Linked DNA regions of Homo sapiens: region 1 is linked to region 2. Evidence: chromatin contacts called from ENCODE Hi-C or POLR2A ChIA-PET data. All regions are on one chromosome and are shown on one strand. Each heading gives the region's core, a stretch centred on a gene start or an enhancer-like site at or near the end of the contact. The rest is flanking DNA. Distances are from core to core; before and after follow the strand shown.

What was found. Hi-C counts contacts between places; a loop is a spot of excess contacts on that map. ChIA-PET counts read pairs that join two places held with the same protein, here RNA polymerase II (POLR2A). Pooled maps may share reads with other maps.
Region 1: a map of CD4-positive, alpha-beta T cell shows a loop between it and region 2 (26-fold over the local background). The contact joins the promoter of PES1 here to the promoter of HPS4 in region 2. A Hi-C loop is called at or near these places in 1 of 168 maps with a recorded cell type or tissue (CD4-positive, alpha-beta T cell) and 5 of 50 pooled maps. POLR2A ChIA-PET finds 5 or more read pairs at or near these places in 1 of 52 experiments (GM12878).

Annotation. Positions count from the first base shown.
Region 1 is chr22:30,589,945-30,595,774 of GRCh38, reverse strand. It overlaps PES1 (pescadillo ribosomal biogenesis factor 1), which reads left to right and starts at 3,865. Exons shown (of 15, transcript NM_014303.4): 1 at 3,865-3,965. The coding sequence starts at 3,942. RefSeq lists enhancers at 3,243-3,322, 3,543-3,842, 3,322-4,037.
Region 2 is chr22:26,481,660-26,488,079 of GRCh38, reverse strand. HPS4 (HPS4 biogenesis of lysosomal organelles complex 3 subunit 2) reads left to right here and starts at 4,297. Exons shown (of 14, transcript NM_022081.6): 1 at 4,297-4,406; 2 at 5,840-6,358. The coding sequence starts at 6,318. It overlaps SRRD (SRR1 domain containing), which reads right to left and starts at 4,203. Exons shown (of 7, transcript NM_001013694.3): 1 at 3,981-4,203; 2 at 2,017-2,057; 3 at 1-51. The coding sequence starts at 4,189. RefSeq lists a silencer at 4,020-4,109 and an enhancer at 4,130-4,249.

The DNA of each region.
Region 1 (5,830 bases), core at 2,616-5,115, 4.1 Mb before region 2:
CTCCGTGGTCTGAATGGAGGGAATCAGGGAGGCCACCTTTAAACCCAGGGTTGACAAAGACATTCCTTGCAGGGTCTGGATGCAGGGAACTGGGACCAGGCACTGGGAAGGACTGGGAAGGCCCCTGCCAATGCAGGGCTGACAGGGGAAGGTTCCCTCCAGGGTCCACCAATGATGGGAACCCAGCTGGGAAGAAATAAAGTCTCCAAGATCTTTTTTTTTTTTTTTTTTTTTTTGAGACACTGTCTCACTCTTGTCGCCCAGGCTGGAGTGCAGTGGTGCAATCTTGGCTCACTGCAACCTCCATCTCCTGGGTTCAAGCCATTCTTCTGCCTCAGCCTCCTGAGTAGCTGGGACTACAGGCAAGCACCACCTTGCCCGGCTAATTTTTGTATTTTTAGTAGAGACGAGGTTTCACAATATTGGCCAGGCTAGCCTCGAACTCCTGACCTCGTGATCCACCCGCCTTGGCCTCCCAAAGTGCTGGGATTATAGGCATGAGCTGTCGCGCCCAGCCAGTCTCCGAGTTCTTTAACCTCAAGCAGGAGATCTTGGATTCTGATAGGACTTACCCAGACCCTTTCCCAGAGTGATCAGGAGCAAGGGGACTTTGTTAAAGAGTCCTTGTTGGTGCCAGGCATTGTCCAGGGCAACAGGAGGAAACAAATCTGGGGTGACTTTAGAATCTCACTCTCATTATGAGATATGTTAACTGAAAAATCATGAGAATCTATAAATTTGGACAGGAGACTTTTTATTTATTTGTTTGTTCGTTTGTTTATGTAGAGAGCCAGTCTCTCTATCACCCAGGCCAGAGTGCAGCGGCGTGAACACACCTCACTGCAGCCTCAACCTCCTGAGCCCAAGCGATCCTTTTGCCTCAGCCTCCTGAGTAGCTGGGACCACGAGTAGCTGGGACCACAGGTACACACTACCACACCAGCTAATTAAAAATAAGTTTTCCTTTTGTAGAGATGAGGGTCTCACTATGTTGTCCAGGCTGCTTTCAAACTCCTGGGCTCAAGTGATCCTCCCCACTCAGCTTCTGAGTAGCTGGGACTACAGGAACCTGGCCCTATGCCTGGCTGTGTTTTTTTTTTTTTTTTAAGGCGGGGCACAGTTTAGTAGAGACAAGGTATCACTATGTTGCCCAGGCTGGTCTAGAACTCCTGAGCTCAAGCAATCCTCCCACCTTTGCCTCCCAAAAGGCTAGGATTACAGGTGTGAGGCACCGTGCCAAGCTAATTTTTTTTTTCTGAAACAGAGTCTCTCTGTTGCACAGGCTGCAGTGCAATGGCACAATTTTGGCTCATTGCAACCTCTGCCTCCCAGGTTCAGGTGATTTTTCTGCCTTGGCCTCGCTGGTAGCTGGGATTACAGGTGTGCATCACCACGCCCAGACAATTTTTGTATTTTTAGTAGAGATGGGGTTTCACCATATTTGCCAGGCTGGTCTTGAACTCCTGACCTCAGGTGATCCACCCACCTTGGCCTCCCAAAGTGCTGGGATTACAGGCGTGTGTCACCATGCCCAGCAAATTTTTGTTTTAAATGAAACAATGTAAACATACTTAAAGCAACAACTACTTTATGCAGTTAGTGTTGACCCCATCTTACAAATGAGGAAGAGAGGTACCCTGAGGTAAAGTGGCTTGTCCGAGGCTTAGAGGTAAACCAGGTGTGTCTCCCTGCAGAGACTGGGCTTTTCACCGTAATGCTGATGGAGGCTTGGTATTGCACAAAGCATTCTGTGTGTGGGCAGCCCTAATGGTTAAAAACCTCTTCCCTTTATGGAACAAAAATCTACCTGGCATTATCCTGGAGTCACATAACATTCTTTCTACTATACGTTAGGTAGTGGAATGTGAGTTTAGCAGAGGACTCTGAAACCAGACTGCTTGGTGAGAATCTATTCTGCACAGCTTAGCAGCTGAGTGATCTTCAGCGATCACTTACTTTCCTGAGACTTAGTTTCCTCCCTTGTGAAATGTGGTACCTATATGACGGCTATTTTGAGCTGAAATTACAATTGCTTCCCTGAACATCCCCACCTGTGTCTTCCAGTGACCCCTCAACATTAATGTGAGCAAAACAAGGCTCAACTTTCTGCAAACATGGTTCTATCTGTGCAGGACGAGCTAGGTGATTTGTGAGGGACAGGGTGAGATGACTGCCCAGGCCACATGCTCACGACACCAGCCCTGTTCCTGTGTTGCCCTCATGAGCCAGCCACTGCCACCCTCTCCAGTCCATCCCTTTCCTTCTTCTTCTTTTTTTTTTTGAGATGGAGCCTCGCTCTGTCGTCTAGGCTTGAGTGCAGAGTGCAGTGGCACAATCTTGGCTCACTGCAACATCTACCTCCTGGGTTCAATAAATTCTCCTGCCTCAGCCTCCCAACTAGCTGGGGTTACAGGTGCCTGCCACCACACCCGGCTAATTTTTGTATTTTTGGTAGAGATGGGTTTTCGCCATGTTGGCCAGGCTGGTCTCAAACTCCTGATCTCAGGTGATCCGCCTGCCTCAGCCTCTCAAAGTGCTGGGATTACAGGTGTGAGCGACCGTGCCCGGCTTCATCTCATTTTTAACTGTGGAATTGCTGGGTTTTAAATTTTAGCTTTAAATTAGATAGTGCAAGTCACATAGTTCAAAACAAGTATTCACCAGTGCTTAACGTCTGTCTCTGTGTAAGTTCTAAGACCAAGTCCTTGGGCCAGGTCACATTCACAAGAGCCTCAAATTTAAACTTTTGAGATCATCTTCGAACGAAATTTGGAATTTGGAAAAAGGGAGAAACGTTTAAAAAAAAAAAAACCTCTTAAAATTGCATCTACTTCCAGACTGCACCATCTCAAGGTGATGTGACTATTTGTATAAATCTTGGAATTATTATTTGAGGAACACTTACAGAATTTATGTGTACAAATTAAAAGCTCGAATATGTTGAATGTACATTTAATTTTATTTATTTATTTATTTTTGAGATGGAGTCTCACTCTGTCGCCCAGGCTGGAGTGCAGTGGCAAGATCTCGGCTCACTGCAACCTCTGCCTCCCAGGTTCAAGCGATTCTCCTGCGTCAGCCTCCCGAGTAGCTGGGATTACAGGCGTGTGCCACCATGGCCAGCTAATTTTTGTATTTTTAGCAGAGACGGGGTTTCACTATATTGGTCACACTGGTCTCGAACTCCTGACCTCAGATGATCCGCCTGTCTTGGCCTCCCAAAGTGCTGGGATTACAGGCGTGCGCCACCGCTCCCAGCCTTGAATGTACATTTTAAATATACCACGAGTCCACCACTAAGGCTCAGAAAATATAAGTGGCCTCTAGGATCTCTATACCTCCGCGAGGAAAAATGTCTTCCTTTTTTCTATTTTAGCCGCATAACCGCGAATGAACCAAAGAGAACCCGAAGCCGGTGGGAACTCAGCGCAGTCTCACCCTGCCCCTCGGGAACCGCTTCTCAGCAGCGGCAGCCGAAGTCTGACGACGCTTAGCAACCGTTACCTTGACAACGCAATCCTATCGCGCACCATGGAGTGCGGCGCCCCTCTGCATCCCAGAAGGCACCGCGCTGTCCCTAAGCCTTCCGCCCCTCTCCGTCCCAACATGCAACGAGGCTCACAGTCAATGAATCGTCATCAGGGTGATTACAGAAAAGCCTGTATATCCACGTTTGTTTTAACACTTAAAGTGTTTGTAACCATTGTGAGCGGGAAAGATCTGGAAAGAGTGTTCTCAGTGATTTTTTTCAGACTATAGTTTTAAATCTTGAGGAGGAAATCCCCATCTTTCCCTGGACTTGTACAGGCATCTCATTGGGCAGCCCGCACAAACAGACAGCGTGGGGTGGGGAGGGTCCTCGGGGTCCTTGGCAGGGCACGTGCGGGAGGAAGTGGAGCTCCCTGTACGCGCGGCCCTAGTCGGCTCCTCAACGTGGAGCGATGGGAGGCCTTGAGAAGAAGAAGGTGATTGGGAAAGACGGTGGGGATTCCCGAGGGGTGGGGTGCGGGGGCGGCAGAGCATGGGGTCGACTCTTTTCCCGGGCTCCGTCTCGTGGAGACTGGAAAGACGGGATCGACGTGACCGTAATCAGCTGCGAGAAGGGGTCCGAGAATGGACAAGGATGGCAGTATTCGTTTAGTGAAATCCGAGAACGAACTCCAGAGTTCTTTCTGTGGAGAGGGCTGTGAAAGAGAGTTGAACTTACCAAGCGTAGCTTCATTCCAAAAGCAGGCCGAGCCGTGGGACCACTATTTACCGAAAGGGTGATAAACATTACGTAGAGCTCACCGTTACTGCACCGTTACATTAGTTGGTTAGTGTTGTCTTGGAAGTTCTCTTCGAGGCATAACATTTCGGCTGAAATGGGAAAGATCAGAACGTCTTGGATGGGTTCTGGGGCATGGGAGTGCTTAGCGAGCAGGCCTGACAAGGGAAACCAAGTGCCAAGATCAGTAGGCAGGGAAGGCTTGCTGTGTGTAAGGAGTTGGAAGGACATTAGGATGACTCGCATGTAAACCAAGAAAAGAATGGCATCTGATAAGATTGGGGTTGGACACGTACTGTATCGTGCAAGGCCTGTAAGCTTGGATTTTATTCTAAGTGCAGTAGGAATAGTGTAGAGCTTGGATTTTATTCTACGTGCAGTAGGAAAAAAAGGAGGAGTAACACGATTAGAGTTTTTCAGGGAGTTCTTGTGGCTGTATGGAGAATCGGCCCAGTGACATGAAAAGACTGGGAAGGGAATGGGAATGAGGAATATATAGTTGGCTTAAGTGTTTCTTTCAGAGTGAAAGTTTCTATTGCCAGTGTTCTTAACCCAACACACTACATTGAGTATCCAGTGCTAGCCATCGGAACTGCAAAGATACAAGATGGAAAACCTGCCCTTGAGTTGCAGATGTAGATATGTAACAAAATCGTTACAGTTTTTAAAAGCTGGGTTTCAGAGCCAGAATCAACAAAGATGAGTCTTTGTTGTGGGAAGGATTGTCTTGTGTGTAGTAGGATATTTGGCAACATCCCTGATCCTTTACCTACTGGATACCAGTAGCACCCAGCAACCAAAAATGTCTCCAAACATTGCTGAACTCTCCTCCCCCCAGCACATACCCAGGGAGTACCCCATTGAGAACTATTTATTCCCTTAACATTTATAAGGATAAGCATGGTGACAGAGATAAGTGTGGCATAAGGTAATGGAAAACGCTATAAATGAAAACTCAACTTCTTAAGGCAGTCTGAAACTCATCTTTATACCTCCAAGACTTAGCATGGGCCTAATACCTAATAGACAATTAATGTCTAAAGGAAAGAATGAATGAAGGGTATGTTTCATGACTATGATGTTATTAGTAAACGTACCTGTGGGAGACTAACAGGTTTGTCTCTTTAGAGCTGAACCTAGCCAAAGAGGCCCCTGCTGTCTTAGTCCAGAGGAAGATCTTGTTTGGAAACGACATGCTTGTTAGCTTGCAGGGTATTTGTTACAGTGCACTGATTGTCTCTATCGAGGGATACAGAAGTGTGAGGGATACAGAAATGTGGGTGTGAGGCAGCATCTTAGCACCACAGGCATCCAGATGGTTATACAAGACAATAGGCTTCTTAGGGGCAGGTAGAGACCAGGCTTTTTGTCTTTATTGCCTTCATAGCATCTAGCTTAGTGCTTTGACCATAATAGAGGACCTGTTATTGTCTGTTGAATGAATGAATGAGGAAGGGGAGAAGCTGTGTGGCTTAGAGCATGCTTTTTCAGCCAGGGTAATACCACCCTCAAGGGAACAAAATTGGTTGAGGGGCAGTATCTTAGCTATTACAATGGTTGTGG
Region 2 (6,420 bases), core at 3,048-5,547:
CAGGGGCCTTCAGTTGTTCCAGATGTTTTGTGAGACATCTATTGATGGTTTCTGAAAGAGCAGGCCCCCAAATGCAGTTAGAGGGCATGTTCTGACCCTGTGAACCAAATCATCCACAAAAGAAGTTCACATATTTGGGGAGAAAGAGATCAGGGCAGTAAAAGGTTTCAATTCTTCAGAGAGAGAGAGAAGCTGCCAGCCTCATTCCCAAACATGCCTGGACATACAGTCACATTCACCACCAATTGACAAACTGTCCCGGCCCCTGGACTCCCAAAACCCAAGAGCATGTTGCAAGCAGAAATTGGGTTTCACTCAAGGGCAGTTTCCATCTAAAACTCTAATGTGAACTCATTCTAATTTAACAAGACCCTCCTAGTAAATGTAGACTATGCTCTGAAATGCGTACTTTTAAAGTTGTAACAAACCAGGTGCTCACGCCTGTAATCCTAGCACTTTGGGAGGCCTAGGTGAGTGGATCGCCTGAGGTCAGGAATTCAAGACCAGCCTGGCCAACATGGCAAAACCCCATCTCTACTAAAAATACAAAAAATTAGTCAGGCGTACTGGCGCACAGCTGTAGTCCCAGCTACTTGGGAGGCTGAAGCAGAAGAATCACTTGAACCAGGGAGGTGGAGGTTGCAGTTAGCCGAGATCACACCGCTGCATTCCAGCCTGGGCAACAGAGCAAGACTCCATCTCAAAAAAATAAAATAAAGTTATACTCTGTTTAAGTCTTCTCATGTAGAGGTAGGTTCTCTTGTCTCTCCTTTTATTGTACTGGTACTGAATTTAGCAAAACAAAAAAAGCCGTGCATTCCAATAAGATACCAACTTTTCACTTAAGATACCAGCAAAGGGCCAGGCATGGTGGCTCACACCTGTAATCCCAGTACCTTGGGAGACCGAGGTGGGCAGATCACTTGAGGTCAGGAGTTCGAGACCAGTCTGGCCAACATGGTGAAACCCCATCTCTACAAAAATACAAAAATTAGCCAGGGGTAGTGGCACACACCTGTAGTCCCAGCTACTCAGGAGACTGAGGCAGGAGGATTGTTTGAACCCAGGAGGTGGAAATTGCAGTGAGCAGAGATCACACCCCTACACTCCAGCCTGGGTGACACAGTGAGACTCCGTCTCAAAAGAAAAAAAAAAAAAAAAAAAAGCAGCAAAGACATCTTTAAACAAGACCCCAAGCCAGGAAAAACTGGCTCTTCAGGTCAATTTTGATAAAAGAATTGGTGAAAATTTTCTGGATAACTTGACAATAGATATCAAGTTGGTCACCGCCTTTCATTTAATTCTACTTCTGGGAATATATCCTAAGAAGATCATCCTAAGTTTGGTAAAAGCTTTATGCATAAAGTTACTCATTGCAAAATTATGTATAATAACTTAAAAAGGCTGGTTGTGGTGGCTCATGCCTATAATCCCAGCGCTTTGGGAAGCTGTAGGTGGGAGGATCACTTGAGCTCAGGAGGTACAGGTTGCAGTGAACTATGATTGCATCATTGTACTCCAGCCTAGGCGAAGAGTAAGACACTGTCCTAAAATAATAACTGAAAAACAACAGAAGAAAACTAAATGTCCCACAATAAAAATGATACCTATGGTATGTCCACTCCATGCATAAATATTATGTCGCCACCCACACACTATGTTTAGGAAGAGATTATCACTGCACGAGGAAAAGGCTACATTGTAATATCATGGAAAAGGAACAGGATAAATATAAATTTCAGCAATAATAATGACAACATTTATTGCCTTGTATACAGCAGGCAAGCATTTAACTAAACAGCTTCAATTCTCAAAACTATAGGATATACACATTATCTCCATTTCACAGATAAAGAAACTGAGGATCAGAATTAAGTGCCAAAAGACATACAGCTGTAAGGGGCGGGCGGCGTTAGAACCCAGCAAGTTATCCCTCTGTGAAGCAAAATGTCCTCAAATGAGGACTGATTCTCTTTTCTGCCCCACAATCCCTACCATTGGCCAAGTGGTACCCACCTAGTGCTGAACTCCAGAAATCAGAGATAAACAGGTCCTTCCTGTTGAGAAAAAAAATGGCACAGTCATGTCCCACCCATCTCAGGGCTGCCCCAACAGTAACTTTCCTGATCATGACCTGAATGCTTACAGAATGAGGTGCCCTGCAATGCAGGGCCCACCCTTACCAAGTGATAGGAGGGGGATATATGTTGAATATGTCCAGAGCCAGAGCACATACTGCTGGGGCTCAGAGACTGCAGGAGAGAGTATGCTGGAGGAGGTCCTTGATTCCCAGAGAGAGATCTGGGTCTATTCTCAGTCTACAACAGAGCCTAGCATAGAATTGCAGCTCAATAAATGGTTGTTAAGTGCTCAGAATTAGCCTTTCTGAGCTTTAGTTTCCTCATCTCTAAAATGGGGATAAAAATCATTCCCAACACGGAGGAGTTTAGAGGCATAAAATGGGTTAACATTCTTAGCCCAGTGTCTGGCACATAGCAGGTACTCAACAAATGGTATTTGTTATTATAAATAGTTTTAAGGGGAAAGTAAAGAGACAAAACCAAGTGTCTGGGCTTTCTTTATTCAAGTCAACTGGTTTTACAGACCCAGAGCAAAAGAAAGTCAACAGTGAATTAAAATGAACTGGATTTAAACTGACAAGCCACAGCCAGAGACAGTGATTATGGGGTTCAGAAAGGAGTACAGAGAATTGAAAGTCGGCCCAGAGGCTGCTGCACGTTTCTCACAGAGGGTAGAGAGTTCTGATGTACACAGGAATGCTTTATGAACTGGTAAATGCGTACACAGATATGCGTGTAAAATGCTGGCTCAATCTCTACTCAGAGCGATGGTGATTGCACCACACTTGGGTGTTGGGAGAAGCAAGGAGCTCCTGGGGAATACTGAAGCAGTTGAGGAGATCGTGACAGTGTCAAGGGATATGAAAAATGCCTTGAGTTTTCCAAACCCCTAGGCACATTCACTCTCACTGGCATCCTCTGAGAGCTTAAAAATAATCGCAGGTGCTTTTTATTCAGGCTGAGCCAAATGGTCAGCAACTTTCTCTTCAGAGGTAAACTCTGGGACATTACTGCCTCTTGACCCTAATTCTAGGGGAGAGGAGCACACAAAATTAATCTAATTTCTCCCCTTGTGACGGCCCTTCGGATGCTGATCTTAAGTGCTAACTAAAGCTGTTATTTATTGAGCCTAAACAAAACTGCGAATAAAGATAATAATACTAAATAACAATAATAAGTAACATTTATTGAGTGTTTCCTCTGTATTAGGCACTCTCTATGTACTTTCTAAGGTACAGAGCAAGGTATGTGAGAATCTGGGCTGGGATAAGCAACAAGCATAATGGAAAGCTGGAAGCACTGGTTTTTGTCACAAAGACCTGGGTTTGAAATCTGGTTCCACACATTTTCTTTGTCTCTTTGAGAATCAGTGAGCTACCAGGGTCCTAGTATGCCTGCAATGTTTAACATAAAGTGTGTAGAATGATTAAGCTAATGTCAGGCACATAGCAGCTGCCTGATGATAGCAGTCACGTGTTCATGTTGCTTCCCTCGTGTCACCACCACCAATAATATCAACATCGGCATAATATTAATAGCAAACACTGGCACAGTGCTTACCACGTGCCAGAAAATGGTTTCCGTTTACTAATTCATTGAATCCTCAAAACAAACCTACGTATGTACTATTTTCATCCCCATCTCACAGATGAGAAAACTGAGGCACAGAGATTATAAATTGTCCAAGGTCACGCAGCTGTAACCGTAATAAAAGGAAAGACGACCTTTAACTGAGCGCTTACTATAATCCACATCTTTAATGAGCTCGTTACCTACGTTAACTCTTCACAATAACTCCTTAAAGGGTGTGCATTATATCTCCACTCTACAGATGGGGAGACTGTGGCTCAGAATTGCCCATGGGCGCAAAGATTCCATCAGGGCCGAGCCTGCACTCACTCAGCCTCCCAGATGCGACGAAGCACGACTCCGCTGTCAGACTCGAACTCCGCCTCGGGGCCCCGGGGCGCCGCCTCTCTCCCCCGGGGCGCCGCCTCTCTCCCCCGGGGCGCCGCCTCCCTCCGCCGCGGCCGTCGAGCCGCGGAGCGCCTCTTCCGCGGAGCCGCCGCCTGCCAGGATTCCAGCGCCGCAGCTGCGGCCGCAGCCATTGGTCTCTGACGTCAGCGGCGTGCGGCGCACTCGGCACGTCATCGCCGCGCGCCGGCTTGCCAGGAGCTGGAGGGGGAGGTAGGCGGGGCGGCGCGTGACCTAAGGCCTCTCTGCCGCGCGCGCAGGTACGGGGCAGAAGTCGCAGGTACCCAGCTGCTGCCCACATTTCTGGTCCAGAGTCCCGAACCCCGAGCACTGGGATGCCTGGCTACTCCGGTGGGTGGGCGGCGCTCGGAGCGCGGGGATACCGAGGGGCGGGCCCCCAGCTTAGAGCGTGACCCGACCCCGCCTAATCCTTAGGCGTTCGCCCACCATTTCCCAGTCCCGTAGAGCTGGGGCCAGACACCGCACAGCCCTAGTGCTGTTACCAGTCGCTGCCTGCGCCCCGGGGGCTGCGCCCAGCAGCTTCCTGGCCCTTTTCCAGCCATTAGCGTCCGTTTTCCAGCCCTGCTGCCCCACTGAGGCCCCTTCCCACAGCAGTATCACCAGCCCCAGCCCCGCGTTGTTACTATTACTTCCCAGGCTACCAGATCCTTTTCTGCTCATGTTCCGACGTCTCTTCCTACTCCAGGGCCATTATTGGTCTCTTCTGGACCTTTCAGAGATAAGAGAGGACCTCGGTAGTGTAGGGCCCAGTCCTCTGGGAACAAGGGATGGGGAGTTTTAGGCTGCTGTCCTTGGTTCCAGTAACAGAGATACCCCCTCCACAGGCACCCAAATATGCTCCATAGAATACAATGAGTGTGGTCCTGTGGAGGCCCAATCCAAAATATCTAGAGCTGAGAAGAGATAGAGATTTTACAGGCCGTCAAATATTCAATGGGGGTCGTCTCTAGAGACTTTTAACAAACTGTATTGTGTACCCACAGATTGCAGAATGGTGAGCAAACATTTGAGACCATGTTGCTAAAGCATTAAGCTTGGAGAAAGTGACAGTAAGAATTAGACAATAGTTTTGAAGTGACCAAGAGGTTGTCACATGGAAGAATTAGACCTTGTTTTGTGTTTTCCTGCAGAGCGTTATCCAGACTAGCGAGTGGGAGGCAGATGTAAAATCTGGAACGCAGATTTTAGTTTGTTGGAAGGAGAAATGTAACATAGTGAACCACGCATCTCTGGAGGGTGTAAAGCAGAGACAGCCAAGGTAATTTTTGGAAAAGAGTGCAGGAGAGTAGAGTAAACGATGCCAGGGTTCCTTCCGACTCTGAAATTCCGTGATACACTGAGCTGTCTTTCTCTTGTGGAAGTTTGAAAGCCATTTGATAAAGTTCTCTTCATTTTTTAGAAATTTGCCCTGCTCTGGAATTCTGCATGTTCAGGTTACTTTTGGACTGTCAAGATGACAGTTCCTTAATTTGGGTTCCATTATTACCACAGCAACTGGTTTATTTGTATAGCTGTCCACACCTAGAGCATTTTCACCCTGTCATTTGATTTTATCTTCCGTGAAGCTTGTGGTGTGTTTCCCTTAACTGTTCGAGAAACTAAAGCCCTTACTCTGAAGTCTCTGCAAGCCTCCCTCTTTGATTTTGAAGCATGATTGTCACCCTCACAGAAAGCTCTTTTGAAATATACCATTCGTTTAATCCTGCTGGGTCACATGCTCTCTCACGAGTTGCTGAAATATCTATTCCTTGTGTTTATTTCAGAGCCAAGGCACTGATGTTTGAACTGGAAACTTCAAAACGTTTAATAAGAGTCTTCAGGATGGGTTTGAACTAGACAAGCTAGAAATTTCTTTAGAACACCAGCTCTAGCATGCATCTCCCACTTTTGGCTTTCCTGGAGAGGAGCTTGAAGAGGTGGTTCTGCAGACAGCCACAGTGATACTTAGGAAACCAGAGGAATGGATTTGACTTTTCTGCTAGGATTCTCTGTTATAGTTTCTCCCTGAGTTGTAAGAGGCATGGAAATATACATGAAACTGAAGAACCTGCAAGGAAGGGAAGTGGAACTTTCCATGCTGAGTGAAAACTAACCAAGTGGCAGTTGTGACTGAAAACACTGAAACCTACCACGTCCAGATTCACTGGATTGGGGGATAGAGGAACGGTCACAGCTAGGGAGAAAGAAGTGATACCGGAAAAGAAAACCTAAATGAAGAGAATGAGGATGACTGCACAGTAGATGGCCACCTCTACCTCCACAGAGGCAAAGTCAGCCTCGTGGTGAGTAACAAGGCCTGCCATGGCATAGCTTTTGCTGGGCTGTTGGTTAGAGTTTTGGGGTT